Regions from separate parts of the Homo sapiens genome. Here region 2 is linked to region 1. Evidence: read pairs that join two places in POLR2A ChIA-PET (ENCODE). Cell type or tissue: CD4-positive, alpha-beta T cell. All regions are shown on one strand.

Region 1 (5,000 bases):
TATTTTTAGTAGAGACGGGGTTTCACCATGTTGGCCAGGCTGGTCTCAAACTCCTGATCTCAAGTGATCCTCCCGCCAGGGCCTCCCAAAGTGTTGGGATTACAGGCATGAGCCATCATGCCCGGCAGCATTTGAGATTTGTATGTAGAAAAGCAGATCTTGAAATTACTGACTTTGATGCTTGGTATAGGAGTGTGGCTATCATTGAGAGCCTCATCATCTTCTTTGCTTTACACTATGTAAAACTTCTCTGCTAAAAGTTCAGGCACCCTAAACATCCACACATTTCCACTAGATCTATTTCCCTTAACTCACAATTCCCTGGTAAACATGTCATTTCTTCAAGAAGTAGGGATTTTGCTGAGCTTGAACTGCTATTCAAGATCACATTTAAATGACCTCTGACAATCAAAGTCCCAGCTGCTTAGAGACAAGAGTCCTGACCTGAACTGGGGTCTTTAGAATTTGGATTCAGAGCTACTGCTGGGTGCTAAATTTATTCCCCAAGGGAGTAAATTAGCCTGAGTTGCACATGCAAGGCAAGGCCAAGCCTGATTCATGTAGTTGATTATAAGTTATTTTACCCTGGAAACTACTGTGTCTCAGCTGGATCAGCTTAACTTAGTTGTTCTCTAGAGGAGACATGATCCCTCGTTTCTCTTTTTCCTTTTTTCGTCAACAGTCAGACATCCATGGGGTGTTGTAGCCTTAGACATCAGTTAGCTATCATTAAATATAATTTGGAGCTTTAACAATGCTGTCAGTACACCGTGGGATTTTGTCATCACTTTACTATTGGTTAAAATCTCTTTCACTTATGGAGACTTTGCTCCCTTTCATCTTTGTGGTTGCCAGACTTGTAGTTTGTTTTTCTGTTTAATAGAAACCTTAGAATCATTGGTATAAAGTGAAGTACGCTATGAAAAACACATGCTTTTTAAAATAGTTCTTTTTGTCTTTAAAGATGAAAATACTGTGCTTTCATCTGTTCCAATACCAGTAAATGCATATTTTATAGCATCTCCTTTAAACTCTTCAACATGATAATTAAAAAAATTTTTGTATACCACAGTCAACTTTCTGAAACTGCTTTTACATGCCTCTTCATTTTCCTTTATATAGAAGAGATGTTGGATGTGAAATTTCTGTAGCAGCTAAGAGAACTCTGAAAAATTTCAAATGCTAGCAAAAAATCTTAAATTTCTATAGATAGAAATGTGGAAGAATCAAAGTGTGTTAGCTCTTTTGAAATGTATATTTCTTGCCTTGCTTTTCCTTGAACTCTGAAAGGCCCATTTGGAGAAAGTGGATGAAAAAGGGCCTCTCCATTGATCTTTCTAATTAGAAAGAAAATTCAAATTCAGAGCTGCAAACATGACTTAAATGCATGTTTAATCCAGAGGAAATATAGCTTCAAATTTTTTAATTTTAAGTATTTCAGGGCCCTAAACATAAAAATGCATTGTCATTTACAGAATGATTTGGAAATTGTACATTTCATGTGGGAAACGAAGGTTTTGTTTTAAAGGCCGAATAGCATACATAAAGTTCATAACTCAACTACAGGTCAGTACGTGTCTTTCATACATATACACCTGTGTCATTGCCACTCAGATTGAGACAGAGCACACTTTCAGCACCCAGCAGGCTCCCTTCTCAGCGCTTCTCAGTGAATACCACGCCACCCTCCAGCCCCCGTCCCATAGATTTCGTTTTGCCTATTTTTGACCTTCACAGATGTGGAAACATGCCCACCGTGCTCTTTAGTGGCTTCTTTCAGTCCACACGATGTTCATAGGATGATTTGTCCATGATGTGTGTAGCAACAGTTTATCCTTTTTTTCCTCCATGGGGCTTCCTAAAGATGGGCTTCTGCAACAGCTCTCCTCCGGAGACATGAAGGGAGCAATACGTATAAGGAGTGATAGCAGACAGAAGCCAGCTTCGCTTTATTTTTAGCTGAGCAAATGCCCGGTAAGGCCTTGTACCGCACTCCCCACTCCAAAGCCGAACCCTGAGAAGGCTGCGCTGGAGCACGCGGTGGGTCAGGCTTTCAGCTCAACCTCTCTCCTCCCGTTCCAAACCCACTTCTTGGATGTTACGGTCACCTGGCCAGCTACCTGCACCATGACTGGAATTGTCAGGCAAAGGAGAGTGATGCCAGGGGCTGTCCTGATGAGGTGGTGCCTGAGCCGGTTTACCTCTCCCTTTACATGGAAATGAAAGATAATGAACAGTGGCCATGTGTGATATTTTAAAATCCAACTATCCCTTCCCAGAACAAGCGTGGCCTGGCCAATGCTCACATTTGAAAGCCATCTTGGTACTTCCTCTTGGGGATGATTGAGAAAGAGGGCAGATAATGAGGCAAAAGTCAGGGGAAAGGGGGCTGGTAGTCTTATATTACTCACATGTATTTTTTTAAATGGTCAGCATCTATTTGACTCTTGACTATAGAATGAAGTCTTACTTCTTCTTTCACAGAATCCCTGTCATGGGCTACAGTGGAGGAACCAAGGGGAGGGGCCAGGCTATGTCCCGGCTCTGACACTGATGAGTGGAAGGGGTGGCTTTGGGCCACTTGTATCATGTCTCTTATTCCTCATCTGTAAAATGTGGCAGTTTGACTGATGGACCTCTCAGCACCATGGAGAAGTTTTAAAGGTGGCAAATAACACATTTTACACCTTCAGGCTCTCCCCACTCTTTTATGAATAAGCATCTATAAGACAGGATGTCTAATTCTTCTGGAGATTCCTGAATATCCTGCCTTTGTCCAGGTTGGGCAATGCTAAATGCCAGTTCTGACCAATGGTGCAGGTATTAATTTCACAGTGAGGATCTTGTTTCAATGTATTTAAATTAGGTGATGTGGAGATGGAACATTCTGACAGAAGAGTTGGGACAAAGTGACAGATATAAGCCCCCTAACATCTATATGTTTCTCAGTGAGACTCAAACTGCTTCCCTAGGCTTTGCAGAGCCCTCTCCCAGATTGTGTGTATGTGTGTGTGTGTGTGTGTGTGTGTGTGTGTGTGTGTGTAGAGGGAGCGTGCTATAGGCAGCCTTTCTATGTCTGCACTGTGAACAGATGTGGTCAGCATTTCTAGGGCCATTTATGGCTTTCTAGTTATATATTTTTCTTGCTTTGTTTTGCCACTTCCCTGAAAAACATCCTCCATTAGTTTCCTATTGTTACTGTCGAAAATGACCACAAACTTAGTGTCTTAGAACAACACCAGTTTATTATCCCACAGTTCTGGAAGTCAGAAGTCTAAAGTGGCTCTCACTGAGCTAAAATCAAGGGGTTGACAGCATTGTGTTCCTTTCTGGAGGCCCTGGGAGAGAGTGTTTTCTTGCCCTTTCTAGCGTCTAGAGGTGACCCTCATTCTTTGGTTTGTGGCCCTTTCCTCCATTTTCAAAGCCAGCAGTGGGTTGTAGAACCTTATTCACATCCCATAACTCTGACACCAACCCTGCTGAACCTCTGTGCTAACACTGGTCCAGAATCATCCAGAATAATCTCCCTACTTTAAAGTCAGCTGATCAGTAGCTTGCTTCCACCTTCAACCTTAATTTCCCTTTGCCATGTCACATGATGTATTCACACGTTCTGGTGATTAGGATGTGAATGTCTTTTGGGAAGGGAGAGAAACTAATCTGCTGATATACTATATAGGCATATGGTAATTTCTTTATCAGACTGAAAAGAGATAGGTTAACAGTGATTAACATTTTCTCAATGCAAAACTTTTTACTTAACTCAGGGAAAAATTATCTTTTGTATAAAAATGGATGCTTCTGAGCAAATGCATGATCAGCAAAGAATAGTTGTATGTTCAGTTACTGGACAGGAGGAACAGTCTTCTTCCCTTAGGTATAGGACAGAATCATACAAAAGTAAAAGTGTATTTATGTGAGAAGTGTGTGTGTGTGTGTGTGTGTGTGTGTGTGTGTGTGTAGGCAGTCATGCACTGGAGGGGGCTCACTCTGGCATGTGAGAGCCATTGTGTGTCTATATTTTCCTAAGTTCATGTTCAGTGACATCACTGAATGACTTGAAATTAGCCATGGTGGGAGTATTTACACCATAGAAAGCGGCAAATGCTGTAAGTCAGGGTTTTATTTTCCCCTGGAGAGCCCATTGTTAAACACTAATGGGCTCACCACTAGAGTAGAGACTCACTGCCTTCGGTTCATGTGCACAACACCGCTGTGTGGCCTTACTGCTCCTGTGGGATCCCCAGACTCTCTAGCTGGAGAAGGGGCAAATCCCAGGCCGCATCCAGACCAGCGGGCCTAGCCACAAACACAGCTGCTGCAGTTCTCCCTCTGCTATCTCAACTTCCCTAGTTGCTATAGTAGCGTGGACTGGATGGGGAGCTACACTTTCTCTCATGTGGGCAAAAGCTTGCTTCTTCGTCACTCCCCACTGTTTGAACTTCTCTCTGTCTAGCATTTTTTTCCTGACCAGTCTGTGTACCCGTCGTTGATCTGTCCGCTTGGATGGAGCCAGTGCTCTTTCTTAGAGTTGCATTCACTTGCCCTCGCTTGTGCTTGTCTTGCTCCCCCAGGAGCTATGAGATCAGTGCTGCCCAGATTTTAGGGGAGTTATCAGGGGAGCTTGTTAAAATGCAGACTCCAAGACTCTGCCCCCAGAGATTCTGATTGGGAAGGTCTGAGATGAGCCCCAAGGATCTGCATTATTGACAAGCACTATTATTATTAGCATTACTGACATTATTATTGGCATAATTCTAATTATTGACATCACTGACAAGATTCTGAGGCCAGGGGTTCATGGGCCACCCTGACTTGCCCAGTCTGGAAGCTCCCTGAAAGCCTGGCAGGCCACCCTACTTCAGCTGCATTCGGTCCATACACTGAGGGTCTCAGTGGGGAAAAAGCAGAGTCATTTTAAAGAAACATGGATCTTAGTTTCTAGAAGGTTTTTCCCCATCTGGCAGACAAATTTATGCCTATTCCACACACAGGTGGGT
Region 2 (5,000 bases), 130 kb after region 1:
GAAAACAGCTGGTGACTGTTTCTTGCATACAACAAAGGATTCTGGCTTCTAAGCCTATTCAATTAAAAGGAAACTCACTAAAGCAGCCACCCCCATTGCAGAGCTCTGGGGCCCCAACTCTAACTGCTGGGCTAGGGTCTTGCACTTCAGAAAACCAGAGGCACCACCATATACCAGTTTTATGTCCTTGCCGTGTGTGTGACAAATCCTGTGTTTAACTTGGGCGAGCTTCAGAAGGTTCTCGTTGTACCACATTCCAACTAAGAGCCTGCCACAGGAGGCCTGCATTTGAACTCTGTTGACGTTCTCCACAACCTTTCAGACTTCCCTAATGGAGCCGACAAAGTAGCTGCCACGGAGGACATGGATACTGTCACCATCGTGGAAACATAGTGTTTATCCACTTGGAAAAAAGGGGGAGTATGGAGAGTGTCAATACATAAAACTGCAGGGCCAATTCCCTGTGCACTCTTCTTTATACTATTCAGCAATTCATTTCATGGAGCAAGACTCCTTAGCCAGCTTGGTGAAAAAAAAAGGGGAGACATGTTTCATTTGTATTGAACTCAGGACTCTGACTTGAATGTGGTTAGAATACAAGTCTATGCCGAAAGGTTCTTGCAAATGCAGCAAAAACACTTCTGAAATAGGAATCAATGTTCAGGTTTTTCCCTGGCAAGTTTATCTTTGCTGTGTCATTCACTGCTTTTCAAGTAGGATCTAGGGACTGGTGTAGAGTTCCAGAAAGTAACTCATAATAATAAAAATGAACATTTAGTGAACACACATGCCAAGTATTTGATGCATATTAACTCCTAATTCTTTCAACAATGCTCTGAAGTAGGCACTGCTGCTATCCCCATGATATAGATAAAGAAACTGAGGCACAGAAAGATTAGGAACTTGCCCAAAGTATCTGTTATAGCAAGAGGTAGAGACATAACTTGAATCCAGGCAGTTTAGTTCCAGAGCCCAGACTCTCAGCCAAGCATGACATGACATCTGTGCCCAAAGCCATGAGTCAAATACGGCCACCGCTCTGAAAATTCCTGTTGCTCAATGATGAGTAGTTCGACACATCATTTTTTTTTTTACAGTGATAAAACAGATGTAGCATGTAGTCTTACGCAAACATGCAAAATCAAAGAATTTTTAGTATGCAGTGAATTGCTTCAAGCTGCACCTTGGTGTCCTGGGGCATGTACTTCACCTCCTCTGATGTCTGGGGTAGTACGCTGATGAAAAATGTAAGAGCTACAGTGGCGTTCCTTACCTCTTCCTCTTCTCAGTTCCCCTGCACTGAAGCCAGAGGTCAGAGGTCAGATGTTAGGTGCTGATAAGACAATCTCCTGTCATGTTTTTTTCGACCATTGCTCTACCTCCTTTTTTCTGGTATGGTCAAGGATAGGAAAGGGGTTGTGATGGTTAATACTGAGTGTCAACTTGATTGGATTGAAGGATACAAAGTATTGGTCCTGGGCATGTCTGTGAGAGTGTTGCTAAGAGATTAACGTTTGAGTCAGTGAGCTGGGGAAGGCAGATCAACCCTTAATCTTGTGGGCTCAATCTAATCAGCTGCCAGCGAATATAAAGCAGGAAGAAAAACGTGAAAAGGAGAGACGGGCCTAGCCTCCCAGCCTACATCTTTCTCCTGTGCTGGATGCTCCTTGCCCTCGAACATCGAACTCCAAGTTCTTCAGTTCTGGGACTCTGACTGGCTCTCCCTGTCAGCTTGCAGACAGCCTATTGTGGGACCTTGTGATCATGTAAGTTAATACTTAGTAAACTCCCCTTTATATCTATCTGTGTATCTACCTATGTATCTATGTATGTATGTGTCTATTATCTATCTATCTATCTATCTATCTATCTATCTATCTATCTATCTATCATCTATCTATCATCTATCTATCTGTCCTATAGGTTCTGTCCCTCTAGAGAACCCTGACTAATACAGAGGCAGAGCTGGGTCATGCCAGTGGCCTTATCACAGGGTGAGGAGGGAGCATTTCCTTAGATGCTGGGGCCCACATCCCAGAAGTAGGGTCTGTGTACCGTGGCTGCTCAGTCACTCTTTGTGTCCTTCCCGGGCTCCTGATGCCCCACCACTGGTGGGTTGCCCTCCCTCCCCAGTGCTCTGGGCAGGAAGAAATGGAGCTACTCTCCATGCTCATCTGCATCTCAGCTGTCTGTTGACGACACCACAAAACTGTCAAAAGATGAGGAGAGTCCTTTCTGGTCTTGATATGTGTTTGTGCCACACTTCACCACACTTCCTGCCTTTCTGGGAATCAGGAACACAGGGTTCAGCAAAGCGGGACCCTTATCAGCTCTTCCCCCATTGCCTGTTTACAAGAAGAAGCCAACACACAGCTGGAGGACCTCCTGTGGGTGGGGCTTGAACACCACCAAGAGCTGTGCTCCCTTTCTCACTCAAGGCTCAATTGCTGGTGAGCAGCAAGTTTGCGTTGGCAAAACAAATTCACTCTGCTGACCTTGTTTTACTCCTTTCTCTTCCCCATTGGATTATTACAAACAAAATGCTAAGAAAGACTGTGCTTATAAAATGCACCTGGATCACGAATAGTGTGCTGAACCAGAGTCTCATTTGAGAATTTTCTCCTTCTACTGTTTATATGACCTTTTTCTCTTTCATGTGTGTGTTTTTAATTAAACCTTTTATTTTTAAATAACCATAGATTCACATGCAGTTATAAAAAAATAAAGAGAGATCTCCTGTACCCTTTACCCAGTTTACCCCAATATTAACATTCTATAAAACAGTAGTACAGTATCACAACCAGGATATTGATATTGATATAGTCAACGTACAGAACAATTCCATCATTGCCAGGACCCCTCGTGTTGGTCTTTTATAGCCACATCTATTTCCCTCTCTTCTTAACCACTGCCACCCACTAATCTGTTCCCCATTTCTATAATTTTGTCATTTAAATAATGTTATGTATGGAATTAAATGTGGGATTAGCTTTTTTACTGAGCATAATTCTCTAGAGACTATGTGTATCAATAGCTAAATTCTTTTTATTACTGAGGAGTATTCCTTGGTAAGAATGTACCAAAGTTTGTTTAACCATTCACTCATTGAAAGACATCTAGGTTGGCTGGGTGTGGTGGCTCACATCTGTAATCCCAGCACTTTGGGAGGCTGAGGAGGGCGGATCACGAGGTCAGGAGTTAGAGACCATCCTGGTTAACACAGTGAAACCCCGTCTCTACTAAAAATACGAAAATTAGCCGGGTGTGGTGGTGGGTGCCTGTAGTCCCAGCTACTTGGGAGGTTGAGGCAGAAGAATGGCTTGAACTCAGGAGGCAGAGCTTGCAGTGAGTCGAGATAGCACCAGTGCACTCCAGTCTGGGCAACAGAGCAAGACTCCTTCCCCCACAAAAAAGAAAGACATCTAGGTTGTTTTTAGTTTTTGACTATTAGTAAGAAATCAGATATAAAAATTTGTGCTCAGGTATTGGTATGAATGTAAGTTTTATTTCTCTGGGATAAATGCCCAGGAATGTAATTGCTGAGTCATATGGTAGTTGCAAGTTTATTTTTTTAAGAAACTGCCAACTGTTTTACAAAGTGGCTATACCATTTTACATTCCCACCAGCAATGCATGAATGATGCAGTTTCTCTGCATCCTGGTTATCCTGATAGATTGTAGTAATATCTCATTGTGCTTTTAATTTACATTTCCCTGATAGCTAAAGATGTTGAATATCTTTTTGTTTAACTTCATTGTCATCTGAATACACTCTTCTGTGAAATGCCCCTTATGTCTTTTCCCCATTTTTCAACCAGGACTGTTGAGTTTTTTTACTGATAAGTTTTGAGAGTTCTTTATATATTCTAGATACTAATCCTTTGTTGGATATGTGGTTTGCAAATATTTACTCCCAATCTGTGGTTTGTCTCTTTAACCTCTTAACAGTGTTTTTTGCAAAACAAAAACTTTTAATTTTGATGAAGGCAAATTTATCAATTTTTCTTTTATGGATCATGATTATGGTATCAAGCTTAAGAAGTCTTTGCCTAGCTCTAAATCATGAAAATTTGATTATATTTCCCCCTAAACATCTTATAGTTTTACATTTAAGCCTGTGGCCCATTTTGAATTAATTTTTGGAGAAGGCGTGAGACAGAGGTCTAGGTTCATTTTTTTTGCCTGTGGATGTCCAATTGCTCTAACACCATTTATTGAAAATGACTCTTTACTCTGCTGGACTGCATGTTCATCATTGTCAAAAGTCGATTGGGCATATTTGTCTGAGTTGAGTTCTTCCTTTTTTTTTTTTCTGGAGATGGGGTTTCACAACGTTGCCAAGGTTGAAGTACAATGGCTATTCACAGGTGCAATCGTAGTGCACCCCACCCTCAAACTCCTGGCCTCAAGCGATCCTCCTGTCTCAGCCTCCTGAGGAGCTGGGACTATAGGCACTAGCTATTGTGTCTGGCTTGTGTGAGTCCAGTTTTAGGTTCTCTATTCTGTTTCATTGATCAATGTGTCCATTCCTCTGCCAATACCATACAGTATTGATTACTTATATAATATTCCTTATTTCAGAAGTAACATTTAACATTACATATTATGTAATGGCTCAAAATTAGATAGATTTCTCCCACTATTCTTTTTTTTCAATTTTTTAAGCTAGTCTAGTTCCTTTGCTTTGTCATATATATTTTAGAACAATATTTTGTCTCTCTTGCAAGGACTTTGATAGAAATTGCATTCAAACTTTATGCTAATTTGGGGAGAATTGATATCATTATGTTGAGTCTTCTAATCTGTGCATATACGTCTATTTATATAGATCCTCTTTAATTTCTCTGATCAGCATTGTGCATTTTTCAGCATATGGATCACATATATAGTTTTCCAGATTTACACCTAAGTATTTAATTTTTAAAGTAATCATAAATAGTATTATATGTGTTTCAATTTTCTTTGTTAAAAATAAATTTAATTGTGTATATTTGAGATTT

What was found. ChIA-PET counts read pairs that join two places held together with the same protein. Peaks named below come from ENCODE experiments on the same cell type or tissue, not always from the same donor. Only the 100,000 strongest peaks of a DNase experiment are listed, where the experiment ranks them.
Region 2: POLR2A ChIA-PET joins it to region 1 with 5 read pairs; 2 of 35 experiments call an interaction of 5 or more read pairs at or near these places.

Annotation. Positions count from the first base shown.
Region 1 is chr6:149,257,378-149,262,377 of GRCh38, reverse strand. TAB2-AS1 (TAB2 antisense RNA 1) reads left to right here and starts at 4,827. Exons shown (of 3, transcript NR_149096.1): 1 at 4,827-4,994. It also overlaps a transcript of TAB2 not described here. In CD4-positive, alpha-beta T cell, no CTCF peak of the experiment used is centred here; DNase peaks (open chromatin) are centred at 827 and 2,457.
Region 2 is chr6:149,125,962-149,130,961 of GRCh38, reverse strand. No RefSeq gene overlaps it. Among named protein-coding and RNA genes, the nearest start is that of UST-AS2, 96 kb to the right of the region's middle. RefSeq lists a silencer at 1,283-1,342. In CD4-positive, alpha-beta T cell, no CTCF peak of the experiment used is centred here; DNase peaks (open chromatin) are centred at 1,041 and 2,381; H3K27ac peaks cover 1,294 bases.